Regions from separate parts of the Homo sapiens genome. Here regions 2, 3, 4 and 5 are each linked to region 1. A link is a contact called in ENCODE Hi-C or POLR2A ChIA-PET data. All regions are on one chromosome and are shown on one strand. The core of a region is the stretch at or near the end of the contact, and the rest is flanking DNA. Distances in the headings are between cores, read along the strand shown. Region 1 holds the start of E2F8 (E2F transcription factor 8). Region 2 holds the start of TSG101 (tumor susceptibility 101). Region 3 holds the start of HPS5 (HPS5 biogenesis of lysosomal organelles complex 2 subunit 2). Region 4 holds the start of SPTY2D1 (SPT2 chromatin protein domain containing 1). Region 5 holds the start of LDHA (lactate dehydrogenase A).

What was found. Hi-C counts contacts between places; a loop is a spot of excess contacts on that map. ChIA-PET counts read pairs that join two places held with the same protein, here RNA polymerase II (POLR2A). Pooled maps may share reads with other maps.
Region 2: a loop to region 1 is called in a map of OCI-LY7, with 8 times the contacts of the local background. The contact joins the promoter of TSG101 here to the promoter of E2F8 in region 1. A Hi-C loop is called at or near these places in 1 of 168 maps with a recorded cell type or tissue (OCI-LY7), 1 of 37 single-sample maps with no recorded cell type and 10 of 50 pooled maps. POLR2A ChIA-PET finds 5 or more read pairs at or near these places in 1 of 52 experiments (OCI-LY7).
Region 3: a pooled map shows a loop between it and region 1 (37-fold over the local background). The contact joins the promoter of HPS5 here to the promoter of E2F8 in region 1. A Hi-C loop is called at or near these places in 5 of 37 single-sample maps with no recorded cell type and 11 of 50 pooled maps.
Region 4: a map of naive thymus-derived CD4-positive, alpha-beta T cell shows a loop between it and region 1 (29-fold over the local background). The contact joins the promoter of SPTY2D1 here to the promoter of E2F8 in region 1. A Hi-C loop is called at or near these places in 1 of 168 maps with a recorded cell type or tissue (naive thymus-derived CD4-positive, alpha-beta T cell), 5 of 37 single-sample maps with no recorded cell type and 10 of 50 pooled maps.
Region 5: a loop to region 1 is called in a pooled map, with 29 times the contacts of the local background. The contact joins the promoter of LDHA here to the promoter of E2F8 in region 1. A Hi-C loop is called at or near these places in 7 of 37 single-sample maps with no recorded cell type and 14 of 50 pooled maps.

What each region holds. Positions count from the first base shown.
Region 1 is chr11:19,239,690-19,242,389 of GRCh38, forward strand. E2F8 (E2F transcription factor 8) reads right to left here and starts at 1,256. Exons shown (of 13, transcript NM_024680.4): 1 at 859-1,256; 2 at 418-541. The coding sequence starts at 432. The region is part of intron 1 of CSRP3-AS1 (CSRP3 and E2F8 antisense RNA 1); the gene reads left to right. RefSeq lists a silencer at 1,326-2,025 and enhancers at 2,146-2,255, 2,461-2,700.
Region 2 is chr11:18,525,534-18,528,233 of GRCh38, forward strand. It overlaps TSG101 (tumor susceptibility 101), which reads right to left and starts at 1,409. Exons shown (of 10, transcript NM_006292.4): 1 at 1,242-1,409. The coding sequence starts at 1,283. RefSeq lists an enhancer at 1,569-1,678.
Region 3 is chr11:18,320,871-18,323,570 of GRCh38, forward strand. HPS5 (HPS5 biogenesis of lysosomal organelles complex 2 subunit 2) reads right to left here and starts at 1,270. Exons shown (of 23, transcript NM_181507.2): 1 at 1,076-1,270. It overlaps GTF2H1 (general transcription factor IIH subunit 1), which reads left to right and starts at 1,697. Exons shown (of 15, transcript NM_005316.4): 1 at 1,697-1,870. RefSeq lists enhancers at 768-1,717, 855-2,054, 945-1,244, 1,255-1,674.
Region 4 is chr11:18,633,089-18,635,788 of GRCh38, forward strand. SPTY2D1 (SPT2 chromatin protein domain containing 1) reads right to left here and starts at 1,254. Exons shown (of 6, transcript NM_194285.3): 1 at 1,110-1,254. The coding sequence starts at 1,169. It overlaps LOC105376578 (a long non-coding RNA gene), which reads left to right and starts at 1,261. Exons shown (of 2, transcript XR_931097.3): 1 at 1,261-1,873. RefSeq lists a silencer at 239-418 and an enhancer at 1,475-1,744.
Region 5 is chr11:18,393,225-18,395,924 of GRCh38, forward strand. LDHA (lactate dehydrogenase A) reads left to right here and starts at 1,339. Exons shown (of 8, transcript NM_005566.4): 1 at 1,339-1,412. RefSeq lists enhancers at 634-1,298, 945-1,034, 1,299-1,964, 1,345-1,434, 2,699-2,700 and a silencer at 2,195-2,244.

The sequences.
Region 1 (2,700 bases), core at 6-2,505:
GAAGAGGGGTAGGTTTGCCCCTTTACACTCTTTCTAGTTTTTAATGATTTGGTAGCTGTCTCAGACATAAAGAGAGAAAAGGTATTTTTAAGAATAATAAAATTTGTTAGTTTCATTACAACATTTCTGAGGATTCTTGAACAACTGGAATTCAGAAAGGGCATTTGACATGATTGGAGACTGAATTTCTTTTTAAGATAATTTTCATTTTTTAAACTATATTAATTAAATTAGTATATATTTTAAACTATATATTTTTGAAACTATAAGATAAGGTTCATTTTTTCCAGGTCTTTACAGAGGCTAACCAAGGTTGTGGCATTAAGAAAACACATTGGATAGGGAAAAATTATGGAGTTAAATCAGGATGATACTGAATTTAAAATTGCAATGATGAATACTGAAGTTATAAAGTACCTTTTCGTTCTCCATTCTGTAAATTCCTCATACATTTAGAGTTTAAAAATGAAAAATCTGGAGTTCCTCCCCAAATCCCGATGGTTCAAGTAGTCCAATCAATTGTACTAAAAGTTTTAATATCCTTAAAGAAAAAAGGAAATAGAAAAAGTTAGAGAAAAACAAGAACCAAAAGATCTGTTGAAAATTCCTTCACGGACAAGAGGCTACGGAAACAAAGCCTAACGAAAAATGACAAACTAGATTTACATTTTATTCTCGACCAGAGATCGCCCCACTGAGCGGAGAACGCCAACAAATGCCAGTAAATTCCTTCAGCAAACGGATCGGCGGTCCTAAGACTTCAAGCAACCCACGGAATTTCTAGTGACAGCCCTCTCCCATCTGTAGAAAAGGCGAGCCATTCTCCGGACCCCAGCGAATACTTTAGGAAGCACCCACCTGTTCGCAGATCAGGGCTCCGGACTAAGCGCACGAGCCCAGGTCCCAGCTGAGCGCACGCGACCCCAAGTAACTGGGTACAAGTCTGCATCTAGATGCCTGGATTTCTCCCCTTACACACACGTGCACAGGCTCAGCAGTAAAGTCGTGGGAGGTCGCTTGACAGGAAAGTTCCAAATTCAGTCCCAAAGCTCCAAGTATGCAGTTGGGCATTTAAAGAGTCTTATAATTAAGACTTTTTTTTTAAATTTAAAAAAGGGCTTCCTTAAAGATACAAAGCACTATTTACTCCCTGTTCGGGTGGCCAGTTCACACCACGGCGTTAGACTCCACCTTGGAAGGCTGTATTTGCCCAATAAGGCAAGCAGGTACTGTCCCCCGGCCGCCACTCGCTCAGTGCACTTCCCCCAACTTTCGGCCAAAGGCCCCTCCCCCAGGCCCTGTCCGCCCGCCGCAGTCCCGACAGTTCCCGGACAGCATCATCGTGGTTTCCAGGACAACAATTCCCGACCAATCAGAGGGCCGGAAGCGGGCCTGCGATTGGCCGACGGCGCCAGGGGCGGGGCCGGACCTTCCGCCTTCGATTTAAAAATTTGGCGCGGAAAGTCGGACCGTGGCCGGCGCCTCCCCTTAGCTGCGCGGGGCCTGAGCGCGGGCAAACCCGCGCCCGGAACCACGGCAACCCCGCCCCTCCCCCTCGTTCGCCCCCGCCCCTCTGCGCGGGAGCTCAGCTCCTCCCTCACGGCCCCCGGCGAAGCGGGAGGCGGGAAACGGCCGCCGCCGCCGCCGCCGCCACCCTCCCGAGCCCTCTCCCGGTGCCGTGTCGCCCGGGCGCCGCGCCCCTCTGCGTCCCGCTGACCTGTCAGTCCACCTCACGGCGGGAGCCGGCGGGGGCTGAGCCGGGACTCGTCAGCACCGCTGCCCCTCTCAGGCCCGGGAGCCCGCGTACCTGGCAGTCAGTCTTTCCGCAGCGCCGAGGTGGGTGCCGGAGAGAGACGCCGGGACCGGGACTGGCGGGCCGGCTGGCGGGCAGAGGGAGCGTGACCGTCCAGGAGCAGCCAAGCCCCCGATTTGAAATTAACCCGCTCCCGGCGCGAGCCGATACCGCGGGCGGGGAGGGCCGCTCCCCTCCCCCACGCCCGCTCGCCCCGGCCCCGGCCCCCGAGCGCCAATCCGAGCCTCCCGACCGTAGCCGCCGGCGAATCGGTGCAGGCACCGCCCTCCACTCCCGCCTCTACGGCAGAGTTGGGGGAAAAGTTCAGCAACTTTTTTTTCCTTTTTTTTTTTTTTTGCATACACCCCCTCCCCTTGCTCAAAGTTGGGGAATAAAATTTGGCCCGTCCGGGGCTCGCGGGCTGGGCCGCAGGCGCCCTGCGATTCCCCGCTTGGGGCTATCTCACCCCTGCCCAGCCCCAGGCCGGCTCACCTGCCCTCGGACTCCAGCCGGACCTCTCCCCCTTGCACCCCTGGCATGCATGATTGTGCTGCCCACCGTCTGCCCCGTGCCTCGCAGAAACTGGCGCGAGGAGGGAGAAGCTTGGCTACTGGTGCCTAAGCTCCGTGGGCTCTGGGCCTTGGCCCAGCGGTGAGAACTCAGGTGTAGGAGGAAGAGGAGGAAGGCGGAAAACCCTCCAACCCTGTCCTCGCCGTCTTTCCTCAGGGTCTCCCACCCACTCCTCCCTTTCTCTTCCCTGTTGTCTTTCCCTCTTTTTCCGGTCTCCGAGCCTCAGGCAGCTTTAGCCTGGTTCCCTGTAGAGCCCTAGCAGGGTCGGGGAGACACTTCGATCCTTCGTCCTCACTTTGCAGAACGGGACACCGAGGCCCGGGGCGGCGGCGCTGCCT
Region 2 (2,700 bases), core at 159-2,658, 710 kb before region 1:
AGACTCTAAAAAAAAAAAAAAAAAAAAAAGAGTCATGGAACAGATACTCTTCAGTTACATACTATGTAAAACAATATACCGTTTTTTTCAAAAAGTGATATATAAAAGTTACAACATGGATCTTTACCTGGGTCACAATCTTCTATGGCTTCCCATATGTCTTCTATAACTAAGGATAACAAGTTTATCAAAACAAAACCAAGAAGCCTAAAATATACGATTACACAACCAATATATGCTTTATTTTGAAAGCTGTCATTTTCTCCTTAGAGATTATTTGGTCTTCAATCAAGAACTATGGGGGCGATTTAACTGGAAAAAGTCTGTTTTTAAAAAAGTTTTACACATAATAGTGTGTTTTATTAAAAATTGAAACCGCTTAAACCGCTGATTGCTACCATTCTTGCTTTGACAAAACTATCCCAAGCTAACACGTTGAACTGGTCAAGACTCAACTCTCAATCATTTTACATAGTTTTGGAAAATTACAACAAAACATAACAAAAGCCATTCCACTCTGGTGTGAGGTGCCACGTTTGAAGTAATTATATAAATAAATCATGGCTTTAAAATACAAAATGCTTAACTGCTTTTTTAAAAATTGAAAAAAAAAACACTAGTCTTGAGCCGTGAAGATCATAAATTAAGCTCAAAGCAAATAAATACGCGTTATAAGAAGCATACACTTAAAAGTAGTTACTCTTAGAAAATCCCTGAAATGGTAATGGTATGTATTTCACCTGGGGCAGTAAGGGACTGGTATTTTCGCTTCTTTTCTGGAGAATACAAAACTGAAAAGGCCACACTCTCTGCGGGTCGGCAAAAGAAAGGCTAAGACTGGAGGATCCCTAGATTGGGACAGGAGTAGAGGATTGCCTCAGATCTACAACTAAGTATGATCCCTTGTTTGTGTTTATAAAAACAAACGAAAAACTACACTGCCCCACAGACAGCTCCAAACTCAGTGGAAGAGAGGAGGGCGGGTGGGCGGCAGGTGTCAGGTAGCCTCCGCTCCACGCCTTTGTTGACTGTCGCCGTCCCCCACCCTCCCAGCTCCCGTACGGGGATTCCCGCACCAGGCGACAGGCGCCTCGGGGCGGGGTTCTGAGGAGGTCGCTAAGGACTGCACCGGGGCTTCCGGCCCGTCTGGGAAGCTTGCTTGGCTGGGCCGGGACGGACTCGACAGGGCGCGGAAGGGAGCGGTGGGCGCGCCCTGGGAGGCGAGCGCGTCGCAGCCTCACCTTGGACACCATTTTCTTGAGCTGGCTCTCCGACACCGCCATGACGGCCGCCTGGCGACTCCCTTCCCCGCAGGCAGAGGGTCAGCCGCTGCTGGGCTGCCCCAGACCGTCCCACACAATCGCACACCCCCAACCCGGCCTCAAACAACAGGAAGTCGGCACCACTACACCACTTCCGCTTCCACTACGTCACTTCCGGGCCGCCGTCCTGCGGGCAAGGGTGGACACCGTGTGGGATTGAGAGGGGCCTGGTGGGGTGGGTTCCAACCAACCCGCCCCTCGAGTGCCGGAATCAGCAGGACGAATCGGGTCCCAAAGATGTGGGCAAGACTGTTCCGAGGGTCGAAACTCTGGTTCAGGATAAGATTAGCAGGTATTTCACAGAGTCGACTTAAGGAAGCTAGTGCCGGAGAGGGAAGAAGTACGAAGGGCTTGCCAGTGAGCCTTAATGACTGATTGATCAAGTGGGAGGGCACTGCACTGGCGGTCAGAGAACTGTTCTGTCACTGACTTGCTCTTGTGATAATGGTAGGCTAGTGCATTTCTAGCTCAGGCGCAAATTTCTCCCGACTCTAAAGTCATACACTTGCCTTAGATGATGCCCAGTGGTCCTCTAATTAATGATTTTTTTTAAGCTTAAAGACCTTCATACTATACGTTGGCAAGGGTAAAGTGTAGAGCCTTTGTTTCACAAGAAGCCAGATAGTAATTTCTTCTCCAGGAAATCATTCCGTAAGTCAGAATTTCTCCTCTGTACCCACCCATAAATGATAATACAGGCCGTATTTTACCTGGTGCTGTATTTGTGTACCTGTCCGCTGTCAAAATCCAAGCCCTTGAAGGCAGGCTTCCTTCAGATCTTCATTGCCTTGCACAATGCAAGGGTAGGTACTTCCATCTTAATTGAATTTTTACTTCCCATAAAAATTCTTCATGGTGACTTACATTAGTCATCATTACACATCACCGTCAGTTTTGTAAGCACAGTGTCATTCAAGGTATTGTAAAATTTTGAGTTTGATGATGTGTGACAGTTTCAATTATTTTAGTACAGCCCTAATGAGAACAAGGCCGTAGTATTGATTCCCTTCAAAGTTGGCGTCTAAGTGAAGGTCACATTCACAAGGAGGGCCTAACTGAAAGCATGTGGAAGCATCATTATAAACTGTTGCTAACACGCACAAATAAAGGCTATTAATAGGTATTGTTTTTCTTTTTCTTTTTCTTTTTTTTTTTTTTTTGAGTCACTCTCACTCCATCGCCCAGGCTGGAGTGCAGTAGCACCATCTCGGCTCACTGCAACCTCCGCCTCTGTTTTTCAGCTCCTTAGTTAAGCATACAGCTCCAGTCAAACCAAACTAGAGGTCTGTCTGTCCTTCCATTTTACTTGCTGTTTTATGTCTTTTAAAAGCAAGAAGGTTTTCAAACTGTTCTTAAAGCCACGGCTTAACCAGGAGTC
Region 3 (2,700 bases), core at 20-2,519, 920 kb before region 1:
CATTGATTCAACAGAGCAAGTGGTCAACTAAAACCCAAAGAAATTGTTTACATAAATAAAATCTTCTTAGCCAGTAGCTACATACAGTAGAACTGAGCTCAAATTGAAAGCTGCTATTAATCAAATGCAACAATGGATATAAAAAGTACCTAGAAATGTACAAACAGTATAAAGAGGAACAGCAGAATGCTGATAATTGTTCAAGTTGCGTTAAGTGTACATGAGGGTTCAATTTATTATCCTACTTTTGTCTGCGTTTGAAATTTTCCACAATAAAATTTAAAAAATATATACATAATATTGTACAAGCCTTCAACAGCTCTATTTCTTGAAAATCTGTTATCTCCTCCCTGCTTCTTTTTCCAGCCTTATTTCCCATCTTAACCTCTCTATTCTCCAACTACATTGGACTCGACTCTTTTTTTCTTTTTCATTCCATAAACTTGCTGTGCCTCCATGGTTTAATATATGATGTTTATGGAATCTTCCCCCATTTACCAAAACCCTACCTTTCTGCAAAGCTGAGTTTAAATGTTACTTCTGTGAAGGCACTCTACCAAAAACTAAGAACATAGAAGTTGGCGACAAATGCTTAACCAAAGTAAATGAAACAACTTTTGGGAGACTGGCTTGCCCAAGGATCACAGAGTTCATAAATGGTAGAGCTGAGATTAGAATACGCGTCTCCTGAATCCAAATCTCATCTTTCCATTATCGTAAAATAGTTCAGTGTTTGTTGCTCACACATCAAATGCAAACATGTTTCTCTTTTGCCCCAGTAGGTGCGTGGAGGAAGAGGAGAAAGAAGTAAGAAAGATAGCAAAAATTGAAGAAATGAGAAGGGGAAGTTGCAGACTGCCTCATTTTCACAATGGGATCTTTCTATCCAAGAAGAAATGATCAGAAAACAACTCTCTGCCTCAGACAAATGGCGACTGACTCATTTATACATTCATTCATTCAACATTCTGAGTGCCTACTATGTTCCAGGACCTGAACACACCGCTAGAGACACAGGGATGAACAAAACACAATCCCTACCCACAAAAAGCTCCTTGCCTAGTGGAACTACTACCTTTTTAACAGCAGTAACTTTAATATCTTGAGATTTCTTGAGAGGAGACCCAGTAACCAATTTTCAAAGCCAGGCTCACAGACCAGCAGCCCGGAGGTCCCAGCCCAGCTCCACCACATCCAGGGCAGTACCTCGCAGCTCTCAGTAGATCGGATCTTGTCTCCCGGCTTAGCGCCGGGGAACTCACCGCGCACTAAGAGCGGAACGTGAACTTCAGTCTCCCCTCGCGTTCCTCCCCTTCCTTGCTGACGTCATCCAGGAGAGCCGCAGACTGGAAACAACGCTACTAACGGCACTTCCTCATCACGTGACGAGTCACGCCCCTCCTTCCGCGTGGTCCCTCCCCCTCAGGCCGCGGTCGCGATTACGCTCTCTACGGCCTGCGACCGCAGGGCCGTTGCGGGCTGGAGACACGGCGCCGACTGGAACCGGAGGAGCTCTAGGCCAAATGGTTGGGCCAGCCAGGATCCCAGGACCCTTCGCCGCTCGAGACCGGAGAGAGGAAACGAAACAGGCGGGAACCCGTGGGGGAGGGAGGGAACTAGCGGAAGGTGTCATGGCGGCCGCGCTCTTGAGTCACGTGCCCAGGGCCCGCCTTGCTACTTCCGGTCACGTGCCCTCAGACTCCTCGCAGCCAGCGATGGAGGCGAGACCCCCTAGTAACAGAGGCGGTGGCTACTGCTGCGGCCACTGGGTTTCGGCCTCTTCCCAGCAGCGGCTCTAAGAAGCGCAGCGGAACTCGACCGGATCCAACCCAGTTAGTTACTTCCTGTCTAGAGTTGTAGCTTCCACCTGGTAAGTTTAGACCGAAGAATGCAGGCGGGCGGGTGGGTGGGCGGGTGAGGAGCTGACAGGCCTGGGGGCCGCTGGACGGCGTGGATTCTACCCCTGTTCCCAGCGTCGCTGTCGCCGTCCTCCCAACGCCCAAGCCTGGCGTCTTGTTTGCCCTTATCCCGAGGCGAGGAAGAGGCGACCCCTAATCTACTTGTCTAAAGGAAACCTGCTCTTAAATTGAGAGCAGGTTTACCCAAAGCCAGGATCAGATTTGGCTTATGAGAATGAAGTGGAGGCCTCTCCCAGACAGAGAAGCCCTTCCCGTCAGGAAATGTGCTGTTGAGTCTGGGATTCTGTAAGAGAAAAGCTGTCACCTTGTTGTCTGCACACCTTTTGCTTCCACCTGTCAATCTTACCTCTCTTAAAAACCTTAACACGTGCCAGTCCACACACTCCTAGTTTTGGTCATTTGATTGTCGTGTAATGATGAAAAATAGACCATGAGTACCTGGATATATGTAATTATTTTGTAAATCCCCCAGTGTTCTCAAAGGCCAAATTAAATAAGGAGGTGACTTTTCTTATTTTTTTTTAAGAGACAGAGTCTTGTTCTGTCGTCCTGGCTGGAATGCAGTGGCGTGATAATAGCTCACTGTAACCTCGAATTCCTGGGCTCAAGCGATTCTCCTGCCTAGACCTCCCAAAGCGCCAGAATTATGCTACAGTGCCTGGCCCCAAATGACTCCTAAACTCCAATTTTAGCATCAGTAAAATGGGGATGGGGAAAGAAGATATGAAAAATACACCCTTTGTCCATTTGAAGACCCAGTCTTAAAAACAAAAACAAAAAA
Region 4 (2,700 bases), core at 4-2,503, 610 kb before region 1:
GGGATGGCTGTGTGTGTGTATATATACATATATTTATAAACATAAATATAGACCTTTTTCAGATCAATATTTTCAAAGGGATAAAAGAATGAACTAGCCTCAGAAGACAAAAAAAAGCTGCAGAAGAGAAAAAAACGAATATTGCAATATACGAATATCTAGGAAATGCAGAGCACTTCGTCGGAGCTCAATAAATTCTAGCTGAATTGACTTTGAGAGCCGTTTTAGTTCTATACCTCACTGCTCAAACCGCAGGCATCACCATGCAACTTATCGGTTTACAGCTGTGCTGTGGGTACCATCTGAAAATCTGGAAATGATTAGCTTATGCAAAACAGCCATAACCCCCAGAAACCAGGCGCTCTCCACCACTTTACCATTTAAGTCTTACACCGCTCTTGCGACTGTAAGCGAACTGACAAACATCTACTGACCAAATGGGACCTAGATTTTAAACAAAGACTGAAATCTGGAAGGCTACAAGTAAACAGAAGCTGAAACTAGCTCACCTATTCTGTTGGCCAAGGATTTCGTGGAATCTGCTAAACTTCTCTTCCCAAAAGATGATACCTATCCCCTGGGAGGTGATAATTTAATCACCTCGGTGGCTGAGTGGGTGGGGCCGAGTCAGAGAATTCTTTCAAGAAATCGCTAAACGTTTGACTTGAAGATCGATGAGAAGCCAGCCAAAAAGCTATCAAGCCAAGGACCCCAAACCCCCTAACTCCCTTACATACATATTTCCTTCCCAATCTCTAGGCTGAAGTTTATGTGGAAGCCAAAAACTACCAGCGCTAGAATCCACAGCGTGCCAGGCACAGCTCACTCACGGCTTTCACGCAATTCTAGCTACAACACCCAAACCGCAAAGTCCCTGTTGCAGGGGTAAATAAGCCGGCGAAACCCATTCACAGGAAGGCTCCCGCGTCTCGTCCCAAGCTCTTTTCTCCCGAGTTCCCAAGAGTATAAACCCAAGAAAAGGAAATAAGGCGTCCGGGTCTTTCCTCTCCCGGAGCCGATAGGCGGCTGCCCAGAAGTTCCATGGGCCACACACATTCCGAACTTGGAAGACTAGGGTCCCCTACATTGATGCCCCAGCTGCTACTTACCGGCACATTGTTGACACCTTGTCCCTTGGAAGCTATCATGAGAATTTCTCTGAAGTCCATGTTGGGCCGAGGCGGGAGAGACTGGGCCAGGCACTCGGAAAGGACTGACAGCGCACCTAACCGAGGCGCCCAGCTACAGCCAACTGCACTGCCTCGGGAGCCCCACTCCCACCCCGCCTCTGCGGGACCACTTCCGGCGCCTTCCTATGCCGTCTGCCCGCCCCCTTCCCTCCACGGCCTATATCCTTTCAGGGCCGCCACAGCGCTCGCGAGTCCCTGCGTAACTTCCGCTTTTAGGCCGAGACACGTACAAACGTGATACGTGGCTGCTGGCGTCGACCCGAGGGGCAGGGACTAGGCATTTTAGCAACCAAGGGGGTGTGGCTAAGCGAGAGAGCGGCTTCCCTGGTGGCCCGGGCGCGCGGTCTTGTCATCTTGTTGCTCCTTGTGAGCGCTGGGTAGAGAAAGTGAGGGGGTAGAGGGTTTACTTGCCAGGCCTGGGTTCTCTGGGTGTCACGGGTAGGCGCTTAGATCCAAAACGGCGGCGCCACAACAGCTGAACAGACGGATCTCGAGCCGGGGTTTGGGCTACTTGTGTCTAGGCGCTCGCGAAGCTGCGCAGGCGCACACAGCAGCGCCGTGGTCCTGTCTTGGATGCCCATTACTCATCAAATTCGGCCACATGCCGTGCGCTTACCTCCTACTCAGATGCACGCGTGCCGGGGATGGGGGCACGCGCTTACTTCTTTTGCCCCGTTTAGAAAGTAAGTTTTATGTGGAGCAGCCAACCTGTGTTTTTGCTCAGGCAATGGATTAAGGAATTTCACATACAGACCCAGCCTTGACATAACTTTGGTGTACTGATGAACATATGCTTCATATTCATATTCATTGGGATCCTAGTCCTGACTTCTTTTGGAGAGTTATCTTGGATCTGTAAGGTCATTTCGACTTAGCAAAAACACTGAAAATAATTAGGCAAACCTGGGTCTGCAAGTGGGAACCCGCCAGGGGATTGATAGCAAACAGGTACTCGGGATCTTTTCGGTGGGATGGAAATGCCTCCAAACTGGATTGTGGGGATGGTTGCACTATACATGTACTAAAAATCGTACACTTAAGACGGGTGAGAATGATACAGTATGTAAATATGTCAAGCTGTTAAAACATGCTAGACAGGCCGAGCGCGGTGGCTCACGCCTGTAATCCCAGCACTTTGGGAGGCCGAGGCGGGCGGATCACGAGGTCAGGAGATCGAGACCATCCCGGCTAAAACGGTGAAACCCCGTCTCTACTAAAAATACAAAAAATTAGCCGGGCGTAGTGGCGGGCGCCTGTAGTCCCAGCTACTTGGGAGGCTGAGGCAGGAGAATGGCGTGAACCCGGGAGGCGGAGCTTGCAGTGAGCCGAGATCCCGCCACTGCACTCCAGCCTGGGCGACAGAGCGAGACTCCGTCTCAAAAAAAAAAAACAAAAAACATGCTAGACAAAGCTGCTGGCTCTTACTCTTTGATGGTTTAATGCTGCGAACGTAATTCAAAATCAAAGCTGTTGGAACTTTAAGTTATTTTGCGCCTTAAAAGAATGTTAT
Region 5 (2,700 bases), core at 89-2,588, 850 kb before region 1:
TTCCTATCAGAAAATTCAGGAAATTTTGGCATACTCAAGGGCTTACCAAATATATTTCATAATATACCCCACAGTGGGGAAGTATTGGTACAAATTAAAGAAGAGATGGAGGAGGGCGGGCTAGGCAATGGAATCAGCAAGAATACAGGCCCAGAGGTAAGTATGATAAGAAAACAAAAAATTGAGCTGGGCACGGTGGCTCACGCCTGTAATCCCAGCTCTTTGTGAGGCCGAGGCGGCCAGATCACTTGAGGCCAGGAGTTTGAGATCAGCCTGACCAACATGGTGAAACCCCGTCTCTACTAAAAATTACAAAAATTAGCCGGGCGTGGTGGCGCCTGGCTGTAATCCCATCTTCTCAGGAGGCTGAGGCAGGAGATTCGCTTGAACCCGGGAGGCGGAGGTTGCAGTGAGCCGAGATCAGCCCACTGCACTCCAGCCTGGGCGACAGAGCGACTCCGTTTCAAAAAAAAAAAAATTAATAATTAAAAAAAAAATCGCAGGGCAAGTGGGCGCGCTTGTAGTCCCAGTCACTTCGGGGAGCCGAGGTGGGAGGATCGCTTGAGCCAGAAGGTCGAGGCTGCAGGAAGCCATGATCACGCCACTGCCCTCCAGCCTGGGTGACAGAGTGAGACCCTGTCTCGAAAAATACCAAAAAACAAATAAACAAACAAAAAACCAAAACCAAAAAAACAAGCCACTGACAGTTCTTGGGTATGGTTGAGACTCGAGATGAGATGCCAGTGGGGTGGGCAGTAGAAAGTGCAGAATAAAATGTACATTTGAACTGAGTCACCCTGCAAGGCCTGAGAGGCCAAGGCTTCACTGTGAGTGGGAGCTGGTAGGCTTAGCAGCAGAGGGAAAAGCAGCGTCGAGTTTTGGAGGTCACTCGACTTAGGTAAGAACAGACTGACTGACTGCTAGGCATTTTCTTCCTTTCGTTCAACAAATATTTGTGGAGTGCCTATTACGTGCCAGAAGCTGTTCTGGACACTGAGAAACAGGGATGAAGAAGAAACAGATCCAAGCCTTCCTGAGAGTAACCTCCCCAGGTTTCATGGATGAGGAAACTGAAGGTCGTCCTGACTCAGGCTCATGGCTCCGACCCCGGCTTCTGTGGTTGGAGGGCAGCACCTTACTTAGACTCCCAGCGCACGTGGAGCAGTCTGCCGGTCGGTTGTCTGGCTGCGCGCGCCACCCGGGCCTCTCCAGTGCCCCGCCTGGCTCGGCATCCACCCCCAGCCCGACTCACACGTGGGTTCCCGCACGTCCGCCGGCCCCCCCCGCTGACGTCAGCATAGCTGTTCCACTTAAGGCCCCTCCCGCGCCCAGCTCAGAGTGCTGCAGCCGCTGCCGCCGATTCCGGATCTCATTGCCACGCGCCCCCGACGACCGCCCGACGTGCATTCCCGGTACGGTAGGGCCCTGCGCGCACGGCGCCAGAGGGATGGGCGGGTAGAGCCAACTGCCTCTGGTTCTGCTGGCCTCCGCTGCTCGCGAAGGGATTCCTGCTCCCGGGAGGTGTAGGAGCCGCTTTCCAGAAGCACAGCCCAGAGACGTCTGGGCGGCGGCCCACACAACGCATGTGTTCGGAGCTCGCCGCGCTCTGCTTTTGCTCTAAGCGGGAACCATGGCTTCTGGCCACGCTGGGGAACCGAGGAGGTGGCCGCACCCAAGCAGGGGTCGAAAGCCCGGGTGGATGCGGAACAAGGATATGATAGGCCTTAAGGGTGGGGGATACCTCTGGGCTCGAAATCGGCGGGCGGTGCAAAACTCGAGGTCCAGTTCTCGGAGCCCATAGAGCCAAAAAAGCCTCAGCTTGTCCGGGGCGGGTTCTTGAAAGACGGAAAGCGGCTGAGTACCACGCGGCTTGCATTTTTCTCTTGGGACGCTCGAGAGGTGGGCTCCGTGAGGGCAGCTGCTGCCTGCAGATTATAGGGAGCCCTTTGCGCATTTATTAAGAAGCTACTGGTGTATCTCGGGCTGCGCTAGGCACGGCGCATGCAAAGATGAAGCAGGCAGCATCCCAGCCCTTCCGCACCTCAGACGGTCAGTTGAGTAGGATCCGCCGGTACCAACTCCTCCTTTTAACAAATAGGGAGACCGAAAGCTAGGAGACAGTCAGGGATCTCTAAGTTCCCAGTGAGTAGGAGGCAGAGGTGAGGTGTAGAACTCGTTTTTGCATGTCTCTCGCCTCTAGACGCACCCTTCCCTCATCCCATGCCCTCCCACCTCCGCCCCTACATTAAAGGTAGCATTGGATCCCGGGGCCGTTCAGTGAAGCTAGCAGGTGTCCGCAGGAACTCCCTTCCCCCTGCCAGGCTAGAAACCTTACAAGGCTGTCTAGAAATAGCAGTGATTTGTAAGGAGAGACCCGGCTCCAGCTTGGTGACTCTGGGCTGACTGCCTGCCTAGAGGTCCTCTCGGATTTTTGCCCTTTGGAGTGGTGTCAAAACTAGACGTGATACTTTGGGGATGCAGCCTGTGATATTTCCTCCAGCGAATGCAGTGCAGGGTTGGATTAACAAGGTGGAAAGAATTCGAGGGTTCCACCAAGTAGCTATTAACTCTAGGGCTGCAGGCCTCAGGCCTTCTGCAGCTATTTCTACACTCCCTGTACTGAAACTATTTCTTCATACTGGGCCTGACAGGCCTTTGCAACAAGGATCACGGCCGAAGCCACACCGTGCGCCTCCCTCC